2 separate regions of the Homo sapiens genome follow, and region 2 is linked to region 1. A link is a loop called in an ENCODE intact Hi-C map of the cell type or tissue named here. Cell type or tissue: MCF 10A. All regions are shown on one strand. Links, peaks and the distances in the headings refer to the core of each region. The heading gives the core; the rest is flanking DNA.

Region 1 (8,348 bases), core at 120-8,119:
GCTGGATGCCCGTTCTTTCTGTGCAGCATGCATTTTCCATTCACATCCGCTGCTCATTGTTGTATAAAAAACTATGTGCAGAGTGGGAGATAGACACTACCTTAATTGACATTTCCTCCTACAATTTATAAATTTGTTTTTGGTTGGCAGTGGGAGATAAAGCATTTGTCCCTATAATTACTCCATTTTATTTATTTTGCCTCCTAAGCTTTCAAGCCTATCCAACTTACCGGGGTCGTATATTTGTGTGAACTCTTGTATTTCCAAGTTAGGCTATAGGTCAATAGATGTTTTCATACTCAATGGTTGATGTAAAGACACAAAGTTGTCCAAAATCCTGTCCTAAAAGTTCATTCTGTTGAGGGTTCTAAACATCTGCCTGGAGAACCACACTTTTCACCCAGTGATTGACATTTTTGTAATGAACATGATCCTAGTTCAAGATTTCAGCATTTCTTTACTTGTTTCTTAGTGTCATTAAATGTAAAATGGTTTGAGATAATATGCTTATTGTTTTCAAACATCACAGTGATGTAGAAAATAATATTTGGCCAAAATATGGGACAGCTTGAAATAAACCCATTAAGTTTTCAGATGCAAATAAATAAAACTTCATCTCTGAAAGGAATATGCAGAGAAGATCCTTTTTATGCCACTGAAGCATCACTTATTATCATAACTATATATATATATATATATTTAGAGATGGAGCCTCACTCTGTTGCCCAGGCTGGAGTGCAGTGGAGTGATCTTGGCTTACTGCAAGCTCTCCCTCCCGGGTTCACGCCATTCTCCCACCTCAGCCTCGTGAGTAGCTGGGACTACAGGCACCCGCCACCATGCCTGGCTAATTTTTTGTTTTTTTGTATTTTTAGTAGAGACGGAGTTTCACCGTGTTAGCCAGGATGGTCTCGATCTCCTGACCTCGTGATCCGCCTGCCTCAGCCTCCCAAAGTGCTGGGATTACAGGCGTGAGCCACCGTGCCCAGCCATCATAACTATAATTTTTTAAAGGTTGCAATGACTTTAAATTTTTCTGGTCATATAGTAAATATAGCTCTTTGTAGTCCTGCTTTAGTGAAGTGAAATCTGACATGAAGCAAATTATTGTCAATCGTAACTTGAGGCATAGGCTAATGCTAGCTACCTTGGATTGAGATGACCATATGGTTTTGTAAAACTCCAAGTTGGAATGAAAATTAAATAAGGAAATAATGAATTTAGAAGTTTAAGAAAAGCTTCACTGCTTACATGTCATCTCAAGAATGAGAATCAAAGGAGATTTGGGAAAATGAGTTACCATGAAGAGCTTTACAAATTTAAGGCATTGTTGTTACCATGCTGACGGAATCATTCATTGCTGGATTGTGTGACTAGAGTCAGTCTATTGAATTTGCAGAGATAGCAGTTGAGATTTGTGATAGTTTGTTATTGGCATAACTGGTTGGATGCATTTTTGAGGTTGTGTTTGCCACATACCCTTTGTTGCTTCTGCACTTGAAATAGCCCATGTGGCTAATGGGATATAGAACATTCTGTGCCTCCCTCATGATTCAGTGGGGCCCAAAGATAGGACTTCAGTTGGCTACTAGCTCATGACTTTGCTGGCAGGTATTGTTCACAAGCCTGAATTCAGTGCTGTTGTTCAAAAGGGAAAGTGCACAGTCCAAATCAGGACTCATCTCTACTTCCTAGTGGGTTTTAAAGTTCATCTGCTAAAGGTGTTTGAGGCTATGTAGAGGCTGCTGGCCCATTTGAAGTGTTGAAACATCCATAGTTCAACATTGGCATATGACATGTAGTCATTATACTCTTTAATTGAACTTATTTGATTTGTAAATACATATTCATTTTTTAATATCAGGTAGTAGTAAGTTTATGAATAAAGGCAATGAATCAGTGGTGAAAATTAAAGAAAGTATAACATAGAAGACATTATCATGGGAGCAGTAGGAGCAGATAAATTTAGCAGAAGTTGTATCAGCCTACTTTTTGATTGTTGGAGTCTGAGTCTAAGGAAGAGTTAGTTGGTAGTGTTGAGTAGATAGGTCACACTTTCTTTGTTTTTTGAAGCCCCTCAGAATGACAGCTACTTGCAAGGCTGAGGCAAGTGGATCGCTTGAGCCCAGAAGTTTGAGGCATTTATTATACTTCGTGGGAAAAAAATACTCTCCCCTTTCTGATGCAACCTGCTTGTCTTCAATTCTTCAAACAACAGAATACCAGGGGGGACACTGTGATCTTTTGCCCTGTCCCTCTGACCTTGTTTGCTTATTTGTTTTTGTTTTCACTCTCTTCAACTTCTTTAAAATTTTATTTATTTATTTTTGTACTGTTACTCTTTTTTTCTACTCAGGGTTTTCATTTGGCCAGAAGGTCTTGTCAATCCATGCCTACTCTTCCATGGTTCTTATTCCTCTGAATGTAATTCACAAGAGGCAGTGCTCTACTTTAGATTCTAATCCCTCTAGCTCATTCTTTTGATGGCCTTAAACAAGATGAAGTGGCTGTGTGCTGAATAACTGAGTGGATCGACTATCCGAAGAGTTGGTTGGTATGTTTTGGCCTCAGAGTGGAAATCTAAGAACTGTAACTGAAATTTTTGAGTTGGAATATTTTTAGCCATGTAACCTATGACCTTTCTTACAGTTTTTCTTTCTTTTTTCTTTGTTTCTGTCCCCATTATTGTTGTATTTCTTTTTCTCAGTCATCTCCTTGACACATTGACTTTTTCTTGAAGACTTTTAACCTCAGTTTCCTACCTAGTAATATTGATATTCATATATTAGCCTTTGACTATCATTATCATAATAATTAATAATAATGATAATAATGACTAACATTTATTGAACATTTAGTGTGTGCAAACATTCTTTTTAGAATTTTACTAACATTCTCATTTAACTCTCAACACTTTAAATTAGGTACCCTCATTATCCTCATTTTGCAAGTTAAGAAACTGAGCACAGAGCAGTTAATGTACTTGCTTCAAATATAGTTGGTAAGTGACAGAGAAGATTCTAAGATCTGTGTAAATTCAGAGCATATATTCTTCACTGTGACATTGCATTGCCTGGCCTACTAATGGAGTATTTATAACCATACCATGATCACTGTCCTAAGGTTACAGAGATAGAGGTAAAAAGTATGAACTACTTATTTCTCTTTTTATTTTATTATCTTTTTATATGCCAAATTGAAAAATATGTCTGATAGAGATGAGCTAACAAAATGGGAGATGAGAATCCCCACACATGGCTTCAGCCTCACCAGGGTGGGATTGGGAAGAGACTAGGCAGGACCACAAGCCAGGGAAATACTTGAGCAGCCATGGCTGTGGGAGTGAATTAATTTTGCCTCTGGGACCCACAATCTGGCAGTCTCTCCAAGTCTTCAGAGCAGCACACAGCCCGATGTGTGATCTGCTGCCTGCTCAGAACTCTTTACTTTTTCAGAGAGAAAATGGGACTGAAATCATTCTTGCTTGAAGTCACATTTGTAACCCAGCTGAATAAAATGATGATTCAGATATAGGTGTAATCTGATAAATTCCAATGGGAAAAGTCACCCAGATTGAGTATATGATTCATTGAGAGCTCTTAAATTTCCCAGATGTTATTTCTCAACAATTATCATACCATTATATAATGAGGAAGATAAACTTCTCCATGGCCAGGATATCATGATGTTATGGTTATGGGAAAGTTAAATGTATAATCACTTTGGCACGTGATTTCTTCATATTTCTACAAGTTGTCTTTCAATTCTACATTAATTATAGTCAAATATATTTTTTGGGGGAATATACAGCAGATGCGATTTTTTTTTTAGTCTTTGATTTCTGTCTTGAGAGCCCACAGCTTTGATGCATTCTTGAAACAACTCTAATAAAGCAATGTGTTTTATTCCTTGTTTAATAAAATAAAGCCAGCAGGATGTCTTACTTTCAGAAATGTTTGATAAAGTATCCCCCTCACTGAGCTGAGAGAAAAAGCAATGGAGTTTTTTTTCATTTTATGAGCTCTAGGATGCAAAGTTCCTAAGTATAATTCATTGTTCTTTATGTGACCTTCTCACAACATCGAGTTTTCTCTCTTCTAGTTCTTTTGAATAATTCTCACAGTTCCTGGTGAGCTGCTAATCAGTTTAGCCTGTGAAATCTAGGATGGAACAAAGTACATTACTGGTGCAGGGAGATGAGTCTTTTACTTTAAAGTAATTCAGCATGGCTATTTGACATCCTTTCTCATTTAAGGAGAACTAAGATTTAATAAAATTCTTAGTAAATGGTAACTTTTCTTTGCCTTCTTAAATTAACATATTAATAATTAACATAAATTAATATTAATATATACTACACACTGAAATAAAATATAAATCCCTTTCAGTTTACAAGTGTAGGTTTTACTCTTAGGCTTTTTATTAACATATGTGAGCCACTATTAGAGATAGCTTAGTCTTGACTTGGCAAGTACCCATTGCAATATTTGGGTAACACCTAGCGGGATGTTTTAATAGCTAATCATGAGTAAATGACAGCAGAAGCATTTTATCTTCACTTACGTAGTTTCTGTAATTACCTACAGCATTTGAAGCTATGTTCATGTTCATCTACATTTCACAGTTTTCTTTCATTATTATAATTGATTGTGGAATAATTGCTATGGATTTAGATGGCAGTACAAATCAAATCGTAAACAGTTTTGAAATTATTTAAAAAGACAAATCTATGTGGCATTTTGCATAGACACCAAACTCTGCCATTGTAAGTGAAGCTGAACCTTCATCTTCAACACAACCATTTCCCTGAAAGCTAATACATGACATGTTTGATGTTGAAATACGAGTTTTTTTTTTTTTTTTTTGAGACGGAGTCTCGCTCCGTTGCCCGGGCTGCAGTGCAGCGGCGCGGCAGCTCACTGCAACCTCCGCCCCCAGGTTCAAGTGATTCTCCTGGTTCAGCCTCCTGAGTAGATGGGATTACAGGCGCCCACCACTATGCCCAGCTAATTTTTTGTATTTTTAATAGAGACGGGGTTTCACCATATTGGCCAGGCTGGTCTTGAACTCCTAATTTCATGATTCACTGCCTCGGCCTCGCAAAGTGCTGGGATTACAGGCGTGAGTCACCGTGCCCAGCCAGGAGTATTTTTAAAGTAATTTTAAGAAAAAAGTATGTTACATTTTTACATATCATAGGAAGCTCTCTTACTCTGTTATTATTTTAATGATACCTGATTTTTAGATCTCAGTTTCCTTCATTTTTGGCTTTATGGTGGGAGTTCACCAGTTATGATGAGAAAATGCTCTTTGTCCTTGGTAAGCATTGTTTCAGTATGAACACTCATGCTTTATGAAATGGACATGCAAATTAAATCAATCAAACATCATGATTGAGAAAATAAACAATAAAATGAGTTTGTTAAACAAGTTTATTTGAAATGAGAAACAAGTATTTGTATAGTTCGTCTTTTTCATATGGCTTAAAGGTAATTTTAAGAGGCTTCTTGACACACATAAAGATTGATCATATTTGTTTAAGCTTTTTTTTCCTCTGAAAGTTTAAGTTGAATATTTCTCTTTCATGAGTGCATTACAATAAGAAAACACTAGAAAAGAAAAATGTTAACAAAACGTATCTTATTCAAGAAGACTTTTTGAATTAGTATCAAAGGAAATAATTGTACCTAAACTTTTGTATTCTAACTTTTGTACTCTAACTTTTGTACTCTAAGTCTAAATAATTGTACCTAACTCTAACTCTAAATAATTCTACCTAAACTCTTATACTCTAACGTTTGTCAATTTTGGAAAACATAATGAAAAATATCAAAGATTTTGGATAAGTTATTTTAAAACTGGATATTACTTGATTGAAAGTCTACTCAAAGAAAAAATCCACTTTAAACTTCAGTTCTGTCAGGAGGCAGGTGGTCTTAACTTGTGTCACCTTTTTACACCCTCTTCCTGGCTATAGATAATTTCTTTTATTTAATGCCTAAAAAAACAAGCAGCTTAAATGAAATTTAAATCAGACAGTATCAACAAGAACCTCTCTGACCTCTCTGGAGAGAATTCTGTTATGACCAAAATCAATATTCTTTGTCAACCTGGAGAAGGAAATGAAAAACATTTGGGTGCAATTGAGGGGAAACTGTACGAATTTCAAAAAGAAACAAATTGAAAACTCTACTTAAGCATATGTATTTTCAGGCAAAGACTCCTGAACCATATGGGGTTCAGCTTTGGTGTAAAGATTTGAACTTTTCAGATTTAATCTAAATAGCTTTGCAGGATAAACCTCCAGTGGTTTCAACAGTGTTAAGAGGCTCCTTGTGATCATCTCAAGTTTGATTTATTTGCACTTTTCAAACGAAAATTCATTTATTTACTGAGATGCAAAGCAAATTTGGCTTCCATTTTTGATAATGACACAGTGACCACGATAACAGTTTGATTTTAATATTCTTGCTTAACTCTGTGAGATAGAGGCTATCATTATCTCCATTTTCAGAAGAGAAAGTGAAGAATCATGGGAGATTAAGTGATACACCCAAGCTGTGTAACTAAGAAGGGCCAGAGATGGGACTTAACTTAAGTACACTTGGCCTCAGAGCGCACATTCCAAACTGCTCTCTGTAATATGTGGAATGACAGTTATGGTATCATCTATGCTTCATTTGTTAGAATGGACAATTTCTAATTCTTGAAAATGCTTTGGATGCTTTTGAAATACTAGAGTAGAAATATATAATCTATTGATATACTTAGAAATAAACAATTACAAATTAATATGACCACCATTAAGACCTGATTCTGATATATCATCCTTTATCCTGAAAATGTAAATTTAGCCACAAATATTCTGGTCAATATGCTTGAGAGTGTTAGTCATATCTTCGGTATCTTTGCTGATTTCTAGCTGATCTATCAATTGCTAACAGAGAAATTTAACAAATCGCCAACTCTGTGGATTTGTCTATGTCTCCCTTTAATTTGTTAAATTTCACTTTTGTATGTTCCTGCTGTGATATTAAAAACATACACTTTTTAATCATGTCTTTTTAATGAATTGATCCTTTTACTTCTATGAAATAGCTTCTTTGTCACTAGTAATAACTTTTGACTTGAAATCTCTGTTATATGGCATTAATACAGCTACTTTATTTTTTTTATTTATCTACTTTGTTTTTCCTTCTATTTTTTCCTGCCTTTTTATTATTTAGAAATGTCAGAAATCCATTTTGATTTTTCTGTTGACCTTCCAGCTATGTGTCTTCTGTCACTTTTTAAGTGGTGGAAATAGAGGTTACAATATATATCCTTAACAATCTACTTACAGTTAATGTTACTTTACATAATGTGGAAACCTTGAAATCATATAGGTCCATATCAGACTCCCTCCCCAGTTTTTATTCTGTAGTTGTTATATATATTGCATTTTAACATGTTATAAATCCTTTAAGAAAATATTATAATGTTTGGTTTAAGCAATTATATGTATTATAAAGAAATTAAGAGAAATAAAGCAAAACAAACTTTTTTCGTTAACCCAGATACCATTTCCCATGTTCTATATTCCTTTCTCAGCGTTTGAGTTTCCATATGGTTTCATTTCCTTTCATTCTGAACCTTCCTTTGTCATTTCTTAACAGATCTGCTGGCAATAATCTTTTATTTTCTATAAAATGTTTTTATTCTGCCTTTATTCTTTTTTAAAAATGACTTACTGAGGTACGATTGCCATATGAAAAGCTATAGATATTTAATATATAAAACTTGATTGTTTGGAGATAAGGACACACTTGTAAAACCATCAAATATCATCACCAACAATGCCATAAACTTATACATCAACTCCAAAGTTTCCATCTGCCCACTTTGTTTTCTTTTTCCCCTTTTGTAATAAGGTTACATAAGATCTATCCTCTTAGCACATTTTAAGAATATAATACAATACCGTTTGTTAATCATAGACCCTGCGTTTTATGGTAGATCTCCAGAACTTTTTTCTTTCGCGTGAATGGAACTTTTTACCTTTGGATCAACACTGCCTCATTTCCTCCTTCCCCGAGCCCCTGGCAACCACAATTCTACTCTCTGCTTCTCTGTGTTAGACTGTTGTAGATTCCATGTATAAATGAGATCATGCGGTATTTGTCTTTCTATGTCTGGTTTATTTCACTTAGCATAATGCCCTCCAGGCCCATCCATGTTGTTACAAATGGCAGGATTTCATTCTTTGTTAAGTTCTGCCTTTATTTTTGAACTATATTTTCATTGGATGTAGAATTCTAGTTGACAGGCTTTTTTTCTGTGAACACTTTGAAGACTTCATTCTATTTGCT
Region 2 (8,348 bases), core at 157-8,156, 41 kb before region 1:
CCGGGGCCGGCATCACCCCTTTTTCCTGGTGATCCACGCTGAACATGCTCCCCATCTGTGAGTCACCTGGTAGCCTTCTAGGTTACCAGATCAGCTGCGGGGATATTGCAGTGCTGGTGTTCAAGTAACCCTTATTTTACATCGTAATGGTCCCAAAGCCAAGAGTAGTGAGGCTGGCATGTTGTTATAATTGATTATTAGTTATTGTTGTTAAACTCTTATTGTGCCTAATTTATAAAATAAACATTTTTGTAGATATATACGTACAGGAAAAAGCATCACGCATACAAGGTTTGTGCTATCTGTGGTTTCAAGCTTAGGGGTTTGGAACGTACCCCTTGAACGTAAGTAGGAACTACTGTGTTCGATTGCGTGCTCACAAGGAAAGAAAGGGAAGAGATTGACAGAGACAGAATGAATTCTGGAAAGTCAGATTTGCCTGGGTCTGCTTAAAAGTAGGGGGAAAAAGCAGAGAGCTCTCGTGGATACTCCTTAAGGTACTTAGTATAATGTGCCTACGATCATCTCCATTTCTGACAACCAGCAACTTCTTTCTTGTGGAGGAGTTAAGAAGTGGTGGGTGAGGAGCAGAAGTGGGTGGGGAGAGAGGCTGGAAGTGAGAGGTCCCAAAATGCATCCTCCACTCTGGGCATAGGTAGTAGTGTGAGGAGAGGAGGGGGAGGGGAAAGGGGAGGGGAAGGAGGGGGAGGGGAAAGGGGAGGGGAAGGAGGAGGAGGAGGGGGAATGGGAGGGGGAGGAGAAGGAGTGGGAAGAGGAGGAGGAGGAGGAGGGGAGGGGAGGGGGAGTAGGAAGAGGATGGGGAGGAGGAGGAGGAAGGGAGGGGGAGGAGAAGGGGGAGGAGTGGGAGGAGGAGGAGGAGGGGTGGGGAGAGGAGGAGGGGTGGGAGAGGGGGAGGAGGAGGGGGAGGAGGAGGAGGAGGGGTGGGGAGCAGGAGGAATTTCCTTTGCTACAGATGTCAGCATTAGTTGCATTTCCCATGTGTTTGAGGTTTCATCTTGATCCCACAATGCTTGAGCTCATTATACCTGGTGTGTTCAGCAGTTTCTTGAACCTGGAAAATGTATTTAAGGTGCTTAATCAAACATTCAGTAAAGGAGTCTCAGCTGAGGACAGAGAAGTCTGTAGTTCACTTATATAAGGACCTTTCTAGACCACAAAAAAAGAAGGTAAACAAGATCCTTTGAGATTTACACAAGAATGCAGGGCATGTCATCCTTTGGGTGAACATGTTTCTATTTTGGCATTTAACTGTTGTTTGCATGCACTAAAATATAATAATGAACCTATTCCAGCCATTTTAAGAGGGAGGGTTGTGTGTGTGGGCATTTTAACTGTAGAATTCTTTGAACTAGAGATTATTCAAAGTTTACTTAGGCAAATGCTATTATGTACTAAGTAAAATTTCAATTGTGTGAAACAATGCCTCTGTAAAAAGCAATTGCTGCAACCTAATGAACTTCAGACCCTTCAGGTACAAAGGAATTCAACCAAGTAAGGCTAAAGCCAATGATCCCCCAATACTGACGGCTTTGGTAGTGTCAGTTGACTGTGACAAAAGAAAGAAGGTAACAGTGAGCATCTGAAAAAGTGAATCTCCTGTGGTTACCGACTAGCAATAAATTAAGAAGGTAAGACCCACAGAATGCCTTTGAGCATAATGTGATGGGCGGGGGGGGGGGTTTGTTTAAATCAGATTATGCAGGTTGACTTTGAAAAACTGCATTTGTCTTGGATATGCCTCCCCTTCCCTTCTACCTAAGGATTCTGCTAACCCTAGAGTCACATCTGAATATGGAGAAATACGATCATTTTGGAAGAAATCTCGGATTTGGTGTTAGATAAAAGTGATTTCCAATTTCTGCTATGCAGTTTGCCAACTGTGTGACTTTGAGCAATTTACACAACCCTGTTGTGCTTCCATTTTCTCATCTCTAAAATAAGGACTATGATAATACCTATGTCATAGCATAGACTATCAAATGATGTGTGTGAAATTGTTTATAAATACACAAGTGCCATCCACCTCTAATTCACACAGCCTGTTCTTTTCCACAGCATGTGCTGGATGTCAGTGATTGGAAAATTTACCTTTTCCTATGTCTGTCCATTTCTTCTACATTATTCGTTCTTGTCCCTTTTGGAGGGAATGGTGCCATCCAACTGTGCATGGTTCTATACCTTGATAACAGCTCCACAGAAATTGAACTTAATGTATGCTGCAACACGTGTCTGAAAATAAATGGGCTGTGAGACAGGAAATGCTAGTTCTGCCTCTCTCCCAGTGAAGTCGAGATGAGACAGCTGTGCCTATAAATGAAGCCATTTGAAGAGTTAACATGGAAGACAGCTCCACGTAATTGCGAACTTCTGTGGAGCTACTCACAGACCATGCTCTAGAAATTAATAAAAGTAGTGAATAAGATGGGAAGGATGCACAAAATGAAAACCAAAGGAACAAATTAGTTTTCCTGTATGGTTCAACAGCACTAAATCCAAAGGCTGCCAGGCTCTGCTGGTCTGTGGTTTAAATGGGATTTTTAAATGATTTACATCAAGGCTATGTAAGAAATCAAAGCAAAGCAGGATAAAAATAAGGAATGATGTCACTTGTGATTCTAGTGGGTAAAAATACACTGAGACAAGGAAGTAATTGGTAATTAAAATAATGAAAGAATTCATCATGTTTGCCACTAAATTGAAAGCTAACATGTCATGTTTGCCAATATTTTCATCATTCACTTAATTTCAAAAAAGTTTCTCATCCACTCAAGTGTGTGTTTGTTCATTCATCCATCTAGACAAAAAAATTTCAGAGATTTCTCTATATACCAGGTACGATCATCAGAGCTTTTATACGCTTTTCACTTAATTCTTATAACGATCATTCTCCACAGGTAATATTATTCCAAGATTTAAGTCAAAGAAATTGAGTTGCTTTATCACATATCAATATGATAAATTTAGCCAGAAATGAAATTGTGATTTGAATTCAGTTTTTTTCCTTTAGTATCTGATATGATACCTTTTCCACTACAAGAGAACTGCCTGTTATGCACTCAACTGGTATATTAAAGTAAATGAAAATTTTTGAATTAAAATATAAATGTAAGATCTTATTAGTAATTTCTTAATAGCCTCTGAAAATTGGAAACAACATATGAGGCGCTTACACTTACCTATAGTGTAGCCAGAGTGAGAGGGTGGTAATGGCAAATTTCTTTCTTTGTACTTATGCCATGAAACCTTATTTGTTGGATTTTATATATTATTGTTCATCCTGCCAGGTAGAATTTAAGGTATTTATCTTATTTATTTCATTACCTCCTAGACTATGCTTTCTCATCAGAAACCTACACTGTAAGTTTTAAAAATGCGCATTTCTGAGTTCCATCCCTATCTTACTGAATCTGAACTTCTGGGATTGGGCCAGAGAATCTTCATTTCTTTTTGAGACATGTTCTCACTCTCACCCAGGCTACAGTTCAGTAGTGTGATTACGGCTCATTGTAATGCCTCATTCGTAGGTTCAAGTGGTCCTCCTGCCTCAGTCTCCCAAGTAGCTAGAACTATAGGCAAGCACCACCATACCCAGCTAATTTATTTTAAATTTTTTTGTTCAGACAGGGTCTCACTATGCTGCCCAGGCTGGTCTCTTACTCCTGGCCTCAAGTGATCCACCTGCCTCGGCCTCCCAAAGTGCTGAGAGTACAGATGTGAACCACTGCACCTGGTCTGAAATCTGCATTTTTAACCAGCAGACCAGTTCATTCTGACATGCTCGAGTTTGAGAACCACTGACCAGGCGATCCTCTATACCAAGCCCACCCACAGTGTTTGCTGGCAGCATGGCTGACTCTTTCAGAAGCTAATTCATCTGACAGGTCCTGACCCCCAAGTCTGGGCCCAGCACTGTGCCAGGAGGCCCTTCCAGCTACACCACATCACATGAGGTCACATCACATCAAAACCCATGTGTCTCGTTCATATTCCATGGCGACTGTTGGCTCACCACAGTCCTACTCAGAGTTCTGAGTCAGCCTCAGAAACACTGGGAGCTCTGGGCCACCTCATATCGAACATGAGTCAGAGCTGTGATCTCTGCTTCCCATTCCTGGGCTACGCTGCTGATGTGGTACTGGATTCCTTCCTAGTCAATCAACACAGACCTTCATTTCTACAGAGTTCTCTCACCCCCAAGTAAATAGACTAATTTCTTTCTGGTTGATTTAGGTATTAAAATTAAAGATGTAAAAATATTTATTTACTTGGGTAATGATGAATGAGTGCCTTGCAGGAGTAATGATTAATCATGCTCCACCTGGAAACCAGTGCCAAAACGACTCTGCTAATAGAATCCATCAACTGCTGAAATAAGTGATTGCACTGAAGCTTGCTTTATTGTAAGTTCCTTAATTTTACATTCTAGTTACATGTTGTCATTTCCTAATAAAAATTGTTTGGATTCCTTCCTGAAACATTTGGGGTGAGTCTCGAGGAGGTATTTTGCATTAGCTAAACACTGAATCATAAAACCATATTCGTTATTCTGGCAAGGTGACACATATTTTATTCTATGAAATTTAAACAACTATTTAAAATTAGAACAATCAGTAATAATTGTTAAAAATATGAGAACTATAATATTGTATGAAAAGAGCTCTCAGTCACTAACTAAAAAATATTTCTTTGCTGCCTATTATACATGGGTAGGTCAACATTCGGTGTAAGTAATGGCATAACTGGAGTTAGGTGTAACCTTCAGGGATTCTTTACTACCAGTAATTGTCTAACCCAGAAAGTATTTCTGCTGCCAACTCCCATCAGGGGAGCTTTGGCAGTCAAAAAAGTACTTCAGAACTCTCTATGTTACTGTTGTCAACTAGTTCAAACTGCATTTTGTTCTTCATGGGAGCAACAGGGTAAGAAAACCATGTCCTGGAAAATCACAGTGGTGAGAGTTGGCTCTAGATACACCTGTGAAGGATGGAGAGGCAGTTGTATATGCATCTACTACCATTTTCCTTTCTAAATTTTGGTGGAAGTAGAATAAACACAATCTTTGGAGTCAAAGCTGAGTTTAAATCCTGGTCCTAACTTTTATAAGGAAACTGAGACTTAAACTTTGTTTTCTCTAATTTGTACATGGAGTTTCCTGGCTGCCCCTGCCTTGGTTTTTCAACTGGATAATCCCAGGTAAAATGGGTTTCTTATGCTTCAAGAGTCAGTTTGGATGTTATCTTAGAAGCCTACTCTCAATCCTCCAGCTAGACAGGTGATCATTTTCTCTATACTTCATATCACTTATTATATTCTACTTCAATTGCCTATGTACTTTGGAAAGGAGACTTTATTTTTTATAAAGGGTTACAGACTGCAGGGTAGCCATCCTGCCAGGCTGGGAAGTGTAGCCTCCAGCAGAGACTGTTAACAGGCACTGCATAGGAGGGGGGGTTGGGGCAGGAGCTTTACGCTAAACAGGTTGGCTACACATATATATTCAACAGTTATAGGAGAAGCTATGAATATTTACAAAGAAGATCCTGATGCATGCATATTGAATAAACATGCATGTTACATGTGTCCCATTTCACGTTGGGAGTGGAGACTTCACCTTTAAATGCATTACAATTGGGTCAAAAAAGTGAAGCGAAAAAAACGAGGCACTCTAGCATGCAGCCTCTGTAAACTGGCCAGAACCATCCTATAGTTAGTGGCCTCTTATCAGAAGAAAGTTACTGAAATCAGCTTCTGGTTCAATCAAAGCTATAGTTACGGCTTGTGGAACAGGGAGTTAGTCTGCGTCTGGTGGTGGATGAGCTATAATTGTTTTTAATATTGCTTATCTTGAGGCCGATGCTCGTTTAGCCACTATGGAAAAAGAAATCTGGTGGCAGTTAGAACAGAATTTATTCTTTAAGTGTAGGGGTGTGTGACTTAACCCTTGCCTGGTATGGTGTTAGGTCTTTATAATTTGGTATCTTATTGCCACAAAGAGTCTGTTCCATCAGTCTTATGATCTGTTTCAGTGTTAATGCTGGTCAGTTTTCATGTCTAAACCACAAAAAGGAGGGTATCATGAAACATGTTTGAACTCCCATTCCATCATGGCTAGGAATTCAGTTTTTAATATTTCCCTGGGGTCCCATTGGCTAAGAGAGGGGTTCATTCCATCCTTGGGGGCTAGGAATTTTATTGTTAGTTCTCACTTTTTTTTTTTTTTTTTTTGAGACAGAGTCTCACTCTGTCACCCAGGCTGGAGTGCAGTGGAGCAATCCTGGCTCACAGCAACCTCCAGTCTCCCAGGTTCAAGTGATCCTCCTGCCTCACCCTCCCAAGTAGCTGGGACCACAAGCATGCACTACCACGACAGGCTAATTTTTTTGTATTTTTAGTAGAGACAGGTCTCACCATGTTGGCCAGGCTGGTCTTGAACTCCTGGCCTCAAGTGATCCACCCGCCTCAGCCTCCCAAAGTGCTGGGATTACAGGCATGAGCCACCATGCCCAGCCAGTTCTCACTTTTAAGACAGATAACTTCATGGTGCAGTATATGTCACATAAGGTGTGAATAAATATTTGGAAAATTTGATCCATAAAATATGGATAGTAGTAACCATTTCAAAAAGTGACCATAAGAACTAGGAGATGATCACTTCCGTTAAGTTCCTGCCACATAGTAGGCACTCAATAAGTTCTCGATTGAATCTTTCTCCCACTCCTAGCAATGGCAGCAGCCCAGTGGCCTGTCCTTTCCCCCCAACTCCACCAACAGTTTTGTGAGCCAACCCTGCATGGTCTTTTCTCTGCTTTACATCATTGTCATAAATCTCAACTGACACATCAGTGTCTCTGCCACCCCAAGGGGGGCCCTCAGGACAAATATTTTTTCATTAGAGGGGTCCTGCCTTGGCTGGAAGTGTTGAGGTCCTTTGTAGCACTGCCAAAACAAAACACAAACCAAACAGAATTGCCTTCATAATACTGAGACACAGGTGAAAGACTGAGCGGGAGCCTCTATGCACCTTTCAAAAGCTCACCTAAACTACCTGTTGCCAAAGTTCTAAAAATGGTTGTGCATATGCTGTCTCTGCTATTCCTTCTACCCTCAATCATGCCTCTTGGGACAACTGAGTGTTGGGGTCTAGTCGACTCATGGTCTGAACCTTTCTTATTCAAGGAAGAGGGGCATGTGGCGAAGCAGGCTTGTGGTTATAGAAACCCTTGTCCCTTTATAGAGGGCAACCAGATATCATCAGCATAACAAAGGGGAGTAGTATATTTTGATATACACAGTATTTTTATAACAATGATGGATATGATATATTGCTGTCAATTTTTACAATTGGCAGAGATAGAGGTGCTTTTTTCTTAAATCAGAAGGTACATATCTAGAACATCTCTCTCCGGAAAACTAGAAGACGTATGATAAAGAGTAGAGACAGCAGAGTCAGAAGGTGGACAGAGCCACAAGCAGAGCACTTAGGGAGAGCTGGCGTTTGGCTGGCTGGATAGAGTCTACTCTAGTTCTTGCTTATTAGTCAGTCACTGTTTAAGCAGCATAAATGTGTGCAATGTTTGCAAATATGTGTATAATATTTTGCTAAAATAATTTGGTTAAGAGAGAATTTTCCTACGTGTTTTAAAACACAACTAACTTTCAGAGGATAAGAATACAGTAAAATATGCATGACACATGAGTTGCATGGAATAGATTTGTGTTCAAGATTTGGAAATTGACTGAGATTTTTGTAGTATTTCATAGCTGTGTAGTCTAGACAGATAGGGCTTATCGGTGGACATGAAAACAAAATTTGAGGACTCACAGTTCAGTCTAGACTCGGGGTCCAGGGTTAACTATGTAATGGAAGATAGCCTTTGAGAGGGGATGTAGATAACAGAACCCCATGAGAGGCTAGTACAGTGTATAAAACCAAGGTATGAGTTTTTTCCAAAAGAAGAGGTCTCTTACCAAGACCGCTGTGGTCCTCATGAGTCTGTTCTTGAGGTAGAAATTCTGGAAAGAAAAAGCCTGCTGTGACTCTGGGCTGGCATTCTTATTTTCAGAGTGCACAAGACCTCTGTTGATGATACCTCCTGAAGAAGCAGTGAGTTGTACAGTATCACAAAAGAAACTTGGATCTTCCCTGGGGTTGGCAGGAAGCACAGACTCACCAGCTTCCATTTTACTGAATTACACGTTTGTTTTTGATGTGTAGGAGTTTAGTGGCAGGGATTCCATCCATCCTGCACAATTTCAGTGAGTCCTTTCATGAGAAAGAAAAGAATAGTAGAAATAACTATAAGAAAATACTTCTTATACTGCATATT

The links. A loop is a pair of places that touch in the nucleus more often than their neighbours do. Peaks named below come from ENCODE experiments on the same cell type or tissue, not always from the same donor. Only the 100,000 strongest peaks of a DNase experiment are listed, where the experiment ranks them.
Region 2: a loop joins it to region 1, with 2.4 times the contacts of the local background. A loop is called at or near these places in 3 of 110 quality-filtered maps.

Annotation. Positions count from the first base shown.
Region 1 is chr21:25,324,642-25,332,989 of GRCh38, reverse strand. No RefSeq gene overlaps it. Among named protein-coding and RNA genes, the nearest start is that of LINC00158, 100 kb to the left of the region's middle. RefSeq lists an enhancer at 2,686-3,885. In MCF 10A, for the core only: no CTCF peak of the experiment used is centred there; a DNase peak (open chromatin) is centred at 3,569.
Region 2 is chr21:25,366,177-25,374,524 of GRCh38, reverse strand. No RefSeq gene overlaps it. Among named protein-coding and RNA genes, the nearest start is that of LINC00158, 61 kb to the left of the region's middle. In MCF 10A, for the core only: no CTCF peak of the experiment used is centred there; a DNase peak (open chromatin) is centred at 4,064.